Linked DNA regions of Mus musculus: region 2 is linked to region 1. The links are chromatin loops, found by intact Hi-C in ENCODE. Cell type or tissue: heart. All regions are shown on one strand. Each heading gives the region's core, and the rest is flanking DNA. Links, peaks and the distances in the headings are about the cores only. Region 1 overlaps Acacb (acetyl-Coenzyme A carboxylase beta). Region 2 overlaps Kctd10 (potassium channel tetramerisation domain containing 10).

What was found. Hi-C counts contacts between places; a loop is a spot of excess contacts. Peaks named below come from ENCODE experiments on the same cell type or tissue, not always from the same donor. Only the 100,000 strongest peaks of a DNase experiment are listed, where the experiment ranks them.
Region 2: it touches region 1 in a loop (2.4-fold over the local background); 4 of 42 quality-filtered maps call a loop at or near these places.

The regions. Positions count from the first base shown.
Region 1 is chr5:114,174,148-114,179,521 of GRCm38, forward strand. The region is part of intron 1 of Acacb (acetyl-Coenzyme A carboxylase beta); the gene reads left to right. Among named protein-coding and RNA genes, the nearest start is that of Acacb, 11 kb to the left of the region's middle. In heart, for the core only: CTCF peaks have their summits at 650 (motif pointing left), 1,881, 2,853 (motif pointing right) and 4,364 (motif pointing right); DNase peaks (open chromatin) are centred at 744, 1,684 and 4,009; H3K4me3 peaks cover 2,326 bases; H3K27ac peaks cover 2,078 bases.
Region 2 is chr5:114,367,960-114,373,333 of GRCm38, forward strand. Kctd10 (potassium channel tetramerisation domain containing 10) reads right to left here. Exons shown (of 7, transcript NM_026145.4): 3 at 2,100-2,269; 4 at 982-1,068; 5 at 383-435. Among named protein-coding and RNA genes, the nearest start is that of Kctd10, 9.9 kb to the right of the region's middle. In heart, for the core only: a CTCF peak has its summit at 2,749 (motif pointing left); DNase peaks (open chromatin) are centred at 2,542 and 4,252; H3K4me3 peaks cover 289 bases; H3K27ac peaks cover 3,302 bases.

The DNA of each region.
Region 1 (5,374 bases), core at 245-5,244:
AGATCAAATCTCTCTGTGTGCTGCAATTTGCTTTCTCCTGCCAAAAAGAATTCGGGCAAATTCACATCAAGTTTGCCCCAGCTGCTGCTGCTTGATCTCATGGTCCGGCTGTGTGAACCGCTGTCCCTAGAACCCCCCCCCCCCCCCCCCGTGAAAGTTGCAGGCGCCTTTCACGCTGTCAGCAGGAAAGTAGGCTATCCCCCAGAACATTGAGGGAGTGTCGGGAGTTCGGAGATAAAACCTCTCTGGCTGCCAGGAAGCTGCAGAGCAGGGCTCTTCTGTAGGATCCTGAGCTGGGCAGGGAGGGCTGTTTTGAGTATCTTCATTTCCCCCCCCCCCCCGTTTTTGATGCGGTTACTTTAAATTGGGTCGGTGGGAGGATGGATACTTTTGGATACTGGTGGGTAACTTCCAAAAAGAAAAACATTTCCCTTACCTCCCTCCTTCTCTTCTTCCCTCCCTTCCTCCTTTTTCTCCTTTTTTGAGGAGGAGAAGTTAAAACCACGGGGGAACCTTCTAGAAAGTCCTAACCGAGAATTTTGCTCACCCGTTTTATTTTCCTTCAAGTGTCTAACATACGATCTAACACATCTAACCTCGGAACCTGGGCAAGGGTCCCAGTTGTGGAGGCAGGGTGCTTAGTGCCCCCTAGAGGGAGACCCCGGACTTGGAGCTCAGCGCACAGTGCTTGACCACTAAGCCACGCCCCAGCCCCTCCCCCAATGGCTCATGGAGATGCTCGTTTGGATGATCTTCAGATCCTACTTAAGTACAGTCCTGTCCCAAGGATTCACGTCCATCTCTGGTCCACACCTTCCTCATCTGTGCTGCTAAGGAGCGGTGGGGATGAGACGGGGGCTCCCGGGCTTGTCCGCGTTTTGTTGATGCGTAACAGGGGTCCTGGTGGCCCCCGACAGTAAAATCGCTTGCCACCAATCCTGATAATTCAATCTCCAGGACTCAAGTAGTGGAAGGCGAGGACCAATTCCTACAAATCGGTTTTTTTTTTCTTTTTTCTTTTCTTAAAGATTTATTTATTTATTATATGCAAGTACACTCTAGCTGTCTTCAGACACTCCAGAAGAGGGCATCAGATCTTGTTATGGATGGTTGTAAGCCACCATTTGGTTGCTGGGATTTGAACTCAAGACCTTTAGAAGGTCAGTCGGTGCTCTTCCCCGCTGAGCCATCTCTCCAGCCCAATAAATCGGTTTCTTTATCTCCACACTTGCTGAGGAAGGGCCACTAACCGCCAATAAACAAACAAACAAACAAGTGAATGAATGAATAGTAAATAAATAAATAATAAATGTAACTTAAAAAGTCAAGTGCTTCTTGGAGGGATGTCTTAAGAGGCTCTGAAGCGACCTCCCTCTTCTGAACAGTTTTCAGTATTTTCCTCGGATCCCTCCTACGGGTGTCCAAAGTCTGGACGGCAGTGCAGAGGGCTGTGGAACCCACAACCGCCACCTCTCGGGAGGGGTTCTGGGGAGGGACGTGAAATACATCCTTGAGTCCTAAACTCAAGGTCAGGGGCAGAAGTATGGCGCAGGGACAGCCCTGGAGGAGGCGGGGTCTGGGCGGGACTAGTCCCTGGGGTGTGACCTGGAGTGGCTGGGAGCAGGATGGAAGGTTTGGCCCATGGGGCGTGGCCTAAGCGGATGTGGAGGGCGTGGCCAGGCAATCAGCATGGGTGGGATCTGGGTGCCCGGTGAGAGGTGTGGCCTGGGGAGGGCGTGGCCAGGCGGGCCTTGGTTTGGGTTTCCCAGAGTCTGGAACAGTTCGGGATGGCCGGGGAGGCTCGCTGTCCCGCGACCCACAGCTGTCACAAGCTGCGGCCAGGGCCCCTCCTCGAGGACGCCTCAACCTCCGCCTCTGGTGGCGAGCTGGTGACCCTGCTGTGCCTTGGGAGCCGGGCTTGCTCGCTTCCTGTGATTAGGGGGTGCAAACTGCACATCCCCCGCCCTGTTGGGATTGGCCCGGTAGGCTGGGCAACATGAGCCCTGCCAAATGCAAGGTCTGTTTCCCTGAGCTCGCAGGAAAGTAAGTAAGCCCGCGATTTTAATAACTGCTTTTGCAAACTTAACGCACCCCTCTCCGTCCAGGTCAACTGTCTGCCCCTTAGCACCTCGCCTTTCCCCCTTCTTCCGCCCCAAGAGATGCGAGCTTAGCTTGGCCGCTGCAGGAAGAATCCCACCGCTCAAACTTGCGGCCTAGGTGGGCAACCAGTGACGATGTTTGGAGAGCTCTGCCCACCACACAGCTGCCTCAAGATTGTTCCCTGGGACGCACTACTCTTCCCTCCATCTTCATCCCTTTGGCCTTGAGAAAATAACGTTTGTGGGAGGCAACACTTATTGAGGCTGAAGCCTTGGGAAAACCCAGACATCCTGAGCAGGCTTTGTATTTGAGGTCACTTTCTGAGCGTACCCCACTGTTTTCCTTTTCTCTTTCATTTTATTGCACTTTAAACCACTCACCAAAGGGATGCTGTATTCGCTGCTGAGAATTCAGCCCGAATAAGGGAGTGCGGTACACATTTATAATCCTAGCACTGCTGAGGCAGGAGGATTGAGTTAAGAGGCCAGCTTGGGCTATATAGGAAAACCCACACACGTAAAGCCCCTCCCCCCCCAAAAAAAGCCCAAATGAACAAACTAAGGAAATTATAAACACGAAGAGGAGTAAAGATATAATTCCACCTGGATCAACAGCTGATACTTGACAAATCTTGTTTTCAGAGCAGATGTTTAATTTATAAAATTGAACCATATTTATTGTAACCTATTAGTCTTTTTAAAAAAATTTATTTTATGTATTTGAATGCTCTATCTGCATATACACCTGCATGCCAGAAGAGGGCATCAGATCCCATTTCAGATGGTTGTGAGCTACCATGTGGTTGCTAGGAATTGAACTCAAGGTCAGGTTAGGAGCCAGTGCTCTTAACCGCTGAGTCATCTCTCCAGCCCCTTTTTTTTTTTTTTTCCTTCTTCTTTTTCTTTTCTTTTTCCCAAATTGGCTCTGCAAATTATGAGTTTATCTGCATTTATCTGGCCTGAGGGCAGTGGTTCTTATGCTTTTAAATAATTAAAAACAATCAAGAGAAGAACACTGTTCATGTAAAAAACAAACAAACAAAACTAGGAGGAATTCAAAGGCCAGAGTGCATAAATAAAGTTTTATTGGCACACAGCTTCACTCGCTGGTTTCTGGGAAGCCTGTGGCACATCTTGCTAGAAGTCCTCAGTAGTGACAGAGGGCAGACTTTATAACACCTGAAGTATCAGCTAGCTGTGACTTGCCATGCTTGTAGGTGTCAGCCAATCTCACATGCTACAACATCCAATCTCTCTGCCTCCAGAGGATTGGGATTAAAGGTGCACCACTGCACTCTTACTTAGCCCAGGCTGGCCTTGAACTCACCATTCCACCCAAGGGTACCTTCAACTCCTGCTGCTCCTTCTTCCTCTGTTTTCTGAGTGCTGGGATTACAGATATGTAGTCCCTGTTTAAAAAAAAAAAAAAATATATATATATATATATATATATATATACATACATATATATATTCTGAGTGCTGAGATGGATATTATACACACACACACACACACACATATATATATATAAAATGTACATATGTTGTATAGATATATAGCCTGCTGATGAAGCCCCCATGTCAGCCTAGCTCAGGGTCAGTGTGCTGTTTTCCTAAAAAGCCAAATAGTAAATACTTTGTGACAATACAGCCTTTCACAGCTACTCACTGCTGTTTCCTGTGGCAGTAGCTACCTGTTTATATGGGACTGGCTGTGTTCCATTAAAGGACCTTGAAATGAGCCGTTTGTATGATTTATTGTGTATCATAATATAGAATTCTTTGGACCCCCCCTCCCCCAGAACCACTTAAATCTGTTTAAACCATTCACAGCAGATTAAGATCGGCCCAGGGACTCTGATTGTTCACCCTTGACCTGGTATCATTCCAGAAGGCATCCGGAGGTTGTATGGCCTGAGAAATTCCCAAAGGTTGGGCTGGCAAGCCAGGGCAGCAGACAATTCCTGGAATCTACCCAGTGGAAGGGGAGAACTGACTTCTAAATGTTGTCCTCTGATTTCTTTCCACATACATGCAGCCCATCCACAAATAAGTTAAATTAAAACATTGAAATAGAAATTATAGAAGGTCTATTTATCTGGTATCATAGTTATATGTAAGATTTGATTTATTTCTATGTGTGTATATGATGTGTGTGTGTGTGTATGTGTATCTGTATTTGCTGTGTGTGTGTATGCATGTGCATGCATGGGTGCATGTGTGCATGTTATGTGCATGTGCATGCGAGAGTGTGTATGCCATCAGAGGCCAGAAGAGGGTGCCAGATCCTCTGGAAATGGATTACAGGTAGCTGTAAGCCACCTGATTTGAGTGCTGGCTTCCCAAAAGGAACAGCAAGCTCTCTTTAACAGCTGAGCCATCTCTGCAGCTCCTGGGATCCCAGTATTGAGTTGTCTGTAGGAAAGTAAATTCAGTGGCTTCCCCTGGCTCCAAGTCTTCTCCCTGCATTTCCATTACTGACAACAGAAACTCAGCACTCACACTGCCTTCCACCCATCACCTGGTGGTCAGGATGGTAGAGGGCAAGGGATTTGAGTGTTGGAGAACGCCAGGGCCCTGGACAGGGAGGCAGCTGGGACATTCCTATCAGGGACAAGTCTCCTTCAGTGTACAGCCTGTTTATCCTTTTCCAGATTCTTTGTTCTTCGGTCCTAGGACAGTACCCAAGGTCTGCTGCACCATAGGCAAGTGTCATATTGCTTAGTGACACACCCACCTCCCTAGATGCTTCATGTCTGCAGACTTGCCTGACCCACCCCGAGAATTTGTTTTGTTGAAACAGTCTGTCTATGCTGCTCAGGCTGGCCTTGAACTCATGATCTTCCCTCCTCTGCCTCCCAGGAACTGGGATTTCAGGTGTGCACTACCACTTCCCCCTTTGGGTCCCCTGAATATTTCATCCTATGAGAGGAGGCACGGGGTGTTGTAGGGGCATCTTGAGGTCACAGGGGCAACCGATTCTACATCAGAAACTTGGGGCGTTTCACAGCTGGAGCTCTGCTGGTGTCTGTGGCCATGCTGTGTATTTGCACAGGGTTGAGCAACGTCTCTGATCTCACCTCCATACCCACACTCATTTCCAGAGACGACCCTGCAGTGCTTCGCCTTTGTATCCTAGTCAATCTTTCCTACCTCAGTATGAAAATCTGAGGTGAGATAGAGTTGGGTTACCAGCCCAGCTCTGCTGTTTGTCAGCTGCGGGACTTGAGGCCAGAGGACCTCTCTGAACCCCTGTCTCATTATTCCGAGCAGGAG
Region 2 (5,374 bases), core at 142-5,141, 190 kb after region 1:
TGCAAAGGACCCAGGAGACCGTGCTGAGGAGGGACAATAAAACGGCGTTTGCTGTAAGGGCACGGCACGGTGATGGTGCTACAGTGCTCACGAACCCTAAAAACCTCACAGTGAGGGAGGGATCAGTTACAAGATGCAGCAAGTTCTAGGCTGGCAGCTGGGAAGATGAGGGAGACAGTTCATTTGCCGACACGGCCAAATGCTATAAAGTACTGGCGTTGCACACTGTGGATGTGTCAAAGTCACTCAACCGCACGACATGAAGCTGGATTTTATGACATGGGTGAATGCCCCCCCACCACCCCGCCCAGCTGAGGTGTGGTCTGTGAGTGATGGACAGTGGCGGGCCGGGCCGCTGCTGTCCGCTGCTGTTCTCGCTTACCTGGTGTAGGAGTACTTGTTGTTGCTCCTGTTGTAGAGCAGCTTCACGGCGGGCTGTGGGGGAGGAGAGGAGAGTGACTACTCCTGGGGGTGCAGGGCACACTGGCTGCCCGAAGGCTGTGGGCACAGGCTAGCAGAGCTTACAGCAGTGTTGCTACAAGTTCCAGGGGCAGGGGCAACGTGTGAGATGGGGTTTCCCACTCAGAATGCCCTTTCCCTCAAAACGCAGGCATTGGGTACTGCCTCCCCCGGCCCCACACCAAACACAGGCATACACAGGCACTCCTTATATCCCCGCCACAGACAAGCCCCCCCAACATACACATATTCTCATTCATATTCTCTCTCACTCACTCACTCATACACACACACACACACACACACCAACATTCCCCAGCCCCCCACAGGTACAATGCAGACACCCTCACACTCACACAGGTACACTCAAAGGTATACACAGACACCTCCACGCTCAGAGACATCATCCACACACAGACACCTCCATACTCATATACAAAGGTACACACACCCTCCCCATTCACACCACCCCACACTCAGTAAACACACACACACACACACACACCCCAAGCCTCGGCACACCTTATTTGACGTCGCTATAAGCCTCTGTTCTTCCTTGGAGGATGTGATGACGGGTACCTTGCAGAAGGGCTCGTAAGTATCTTTGTTCTGCTGGAACAAAACGTGCTTTCAGCCCAGGGGGCCCGCTAGCCAGAAAGCCAGGCAATGAGAGGGGAAAAGAAGCCACTTTGCACCACTCTGTCTGCCCCCCCAGAAGGACACACCACTCTGTCTGCCTGGGAGGACACTCAAAACTCAGCCCTCGATGCAGCAGGTGACTGCATAAAAGCTGCTCCACCCCACTGTAGTGGCAGCAGCAGATGAAAGGAGAAAGAATGAGCCCTGAAGCCCACAGTAGAGCCCAGACATCCCCGCCCGGCCCGGCCCCCAAGCAGGAGAAAGATCTGTACTCTGCAGTGAGAGACAGGGCAGAGCGTAGATGTGTTACTATTCTCAACGCCTTGCAAGTCCCCCGAGCCTGCTCAGTCCCCGATGGACAGCATCCAGCCATGCTTACAACCCAGACAGAAAAAGTCCAGGGCCTCTTTGGTTCTTTATGAGAGTGTTGCTAGGTAGCCTGGGCTGCCCTCAAAACTCGTGACCCTCCTGCCTCTGCCTTCTGAGTGCCTGAGTTCCAGGCACCACCACGCCTGGAGGACTCCTTAACATCTTCCCCCATAAGGCTTCCCTTGAAAAAGTCAGTCTATCATCCAACCATGAAGGCCCCCAAAAGACAATGGCTCCTAGTCCCACATATGCAGCATCTCCTTGGGCTGAAATAGAAGCCAAGGGCCACCCAATTCTGCATGGGAAACTTCTCAAATGACGCCTGAACAAACCAATACAGAGTAAAAACGCAAGGGGCGGCCTCTCAGGGAACAGACCGAGCACCTGAGGCAGTGTTCGGGTAGCCAAGGAGAAGGACAGCCCAACAGGAGGGGAGGATGGCTTTCAGACACAAAGGACAGGACAAGGAGGCAAGTTCTACAGTGAACCTCTCAGATCTGTAGACAGGGAGCTGAAGGGCCCATTCCCACACAGAGGTGACCCAGGATCTCTGGATACATCAGGGCAGTCTGGCTTGAGACTGGCCCTCCTATCTGTGAACCTGGGGCTTGAGTAGGGAAGGGGGTGCCTACTTGTAGGGCGGCCTGGCACTCTTCCAGCAGGCCCTGCACCAGGTAGTACTTGGCCTCGGCTAGCAGCTCCTCGATCTCCCGGCGGCTCTCAGGCAAGGGTACACCCCCGTCTCGCAGGTAGTTGAGGATTGTCCCAAAGTGCTTCCCACAGCGGTCAATGAGGATCCAGCCTGCAGTGGGCAGCAGGAAAACCAGGTCACAGGGCACTTGTCAGGGGAGATGCTTGCTGTCACTTAGGGGTAGGGGCGTGGGATTCAGCCACTGAGAATAAAGATTTCCAAGCTTTGAGAGAAACAGCCATCAATGACGCACTCAGCTGCCTGGAAGGAGCCTGCCTGTGTCCTGCCTTCAACGCACCACCAGCTCAAGCTGCTGGGGAAAGGCCAAAATCCCCCAAATCCATTACTCAAGTGACAGCCCAGAGTTTCTGTAAACGAAAAGGCGGCCTGGGACACTGGGCTCCAACTCAAGAATGCCAGGAAATGCTTGTGGGGAAGGCGCACTTTGAACAAATAAGGGCAGAGGCGCCGGCCAGCGCACACTCCATGAGGTTTCAATTAGCTTAGCATTCAGACTTGAAATATTTTGGTTGCTTTCAAAGCAGGCATCTATCCCTCACACTAAGCTCAACTGCCAGCATGGAGAACCACAGACTGCCATCAAGTGGCCTCTTGCTGCCTTGGAGCACACAGCACTGAGGAGAGCTTCCAGGGCCGCGGGGACAGCAGGACTGGCAGGGTAGCCCAAGAGGCTCTGACTCCAGGACGTCTCAGCACCTAGTACAATGGTGACAAGCAAGGGCCACTGTCTGAACCCCAGCTCTGCCACCTGCCTGCTCCATGTTCAGTGTTCCCCTAAGCTCTATCCCAAGGTCTCCTCTGCAGATGGGATGCACAGCACGGGCATACAGGTGTGGCCAGAGGCTGGCCAGAAAGCACGTAGCACAGCACTGGCCTGTAGGCAGCACACACAGTTAACTACAGGCATGTGACAGTGAGCACATCACATCATGGGTGGCGGAGGCAGCAGCAGCAGGACTGTCGGGACGCTGCAAACACCAGACCCCAGGAGTGAGTCGCTGTGGCTTTCAGGGTACTGAGGCTGCTGGGGCAGGGGGCAGGAGGCAGGGATAGGGGATCGCTGGAGCAGGAGACTACTGGCTGACTTCATATAAGCACACTGGTGTTTCCTCTCTGGGGAAGCCTGGGCGCTCACCCTCCTTCCTCTTCTCCCCTAGGAAGCCTCTCTTTACAACTGCAATGCATGCCAGCCTTCACAGTCACTCAGAGATACCTGTTACAACCCAAATTTCTGAGCCTAAGGCCTCAGGGAAGATCTGTGAGATGGAGCCTGTCCAGTGTACTGTAAGGCAGATTCCCAACACCCAGGCTGTGACAACCAAAACTACCTTTGGCCATTGCTAAATGCCCCTTAGGTCACAGACAGCAGCCACAATGCTTATCTGAGAATCGCAGACACATCAAGAAACCGCGGATGGGGCTGAAGTGCAGGCAGAGGCCTGTCTAGCAAGTGACAGTTCCCAGGCTCTGTCCCAGCCCTGGGAGGGAGGGGAGGAAGACAGGGAAGAGGAAGAGCAGAGGAGGGAAGGAAAAAGGAAGGAGGCAGAGACCTAACAAGAAAAGCCATGCATGAATGTAGAGGTACTGAAGAAAGCGGAGGTCAGTCAGTCTGGGGAAAGTTCCACGCAAACAGAGCCCACGAGGAAGCAGGACCCAGAGCACGCACGTCTACAGAGCAGCGAGGAGTCGGTGAGGAAAAGAAGAGGTTACAAACCAGATGCAGCCAGGCGGCTGAAAGACGAAACCCAAACCAGTAAGACAAACAGATGCACAGCATGCCAGAAATTAGGAACTGCAAAATGAACCCTAACCCGGATCACACAGCTCCTCGGCAACAGTTAAATGGTCAACAGAGCCCAGTGCGGGCAGAAGGCTAGACCACTGTGAGGCTTACCCACTGACTCAGCACCAAGGAGAAAGCTCTGGCAATAATCAGCACAGTGGAAGACACGGACAGCCGAGGGAGCGGTGGGAGCTGAGGGAGCTTAGTGCTCCAGACCTGGAGTTGGGAGGCAGGAAAGGGAAGTCCCGACCCTTGTCCCGTTTCCCCAGGGGGAAGTCTGACATCCCCAACACTGGGAACTGGACATGTCTGCGGGACCATCAAACCAACGTGTCCCACTAGCTGCAGTACATGTGCAGAAGGAATTACTCAACCTCAGGGAAACGCCTGAGCCGGGACTATTGACTCATGATGTCATAAGCACAGCGCTAAGTGAACAGGAGCGGAAGATAACACCAAACACTGTTTGAAGCCACAGGAACAGAAAGATGGTAACTCCACGGCAGTGGTAAGCATGACACTTACAAACCTGCCTGTATGCCGGATCCACCTGGGGAGCAGACTGCACCACTGTCTGGCCAGGACCCAGACAGAAGCTTTGCAGTCCTCGGGTGAGCGGACTGAGCTGCACCCAGTCAGACTAATGGTGGCCATGAAAAAGGAGCCAGGCACAGATACGGTCCAGGGGCCACCCTGCGTCAGTCTCCTGACTTTCCTGAGAGGATTGCACGTAATAAAATGAGCGAGTGCTTCAGCCTAGTTCCTACACTCCCGGATTCTGAAGGCATTAGTCAGAGATCTGCAGCCTGGGAGTTGGGACTGGGAGGGCGCAGTGTTCAAGCTCCACAGGAACAAAGCACAGCAGGCTAGCCTAAACACAAGTGGGGGAGGGGAGGACAGGGCCTCACGGGGCCCTGAACTCTTGGTCCTCCTGCCTCCACTTTCTGAATGCTGGAATTACAGGCATGTGCCACCACGCCTGGATTTCGATGTGGTGGTGGGGAGATGCTGGGCAGGCACTCGGAGCCAAGGTCCCGTGCCAGAATTTCATTCTTACTGTGGGCTGCACAAACCCTCCGGGCCACTGGGGGTGTGGGGGGCCTCAGAGAGTGCTACGGTGGTCAGAACTGAACTTTTCACAGAAGTCAGGGAAAGCCTGCTCACGGCCTCGAGGGCGCAATTCCGAACCACAAGCACATCTACTCCTGAAGGGTAAGATGGGACCCCCGTCCTCCCGTTCTCACGCCTCGGAGGTGGGCGTCCATCCTCCACCTTCAGTAATACCCGGTGGCTCAGCTCTCTGAGCACCAGCGCTGACCACGTGGCTTTCAGGCACACTCACAACTTGTAAGCAGCGTGAGACGAGGTTCAGGGAAAGCCACTCGTCCACATCCCAGCTCCAGTGTCTGGCA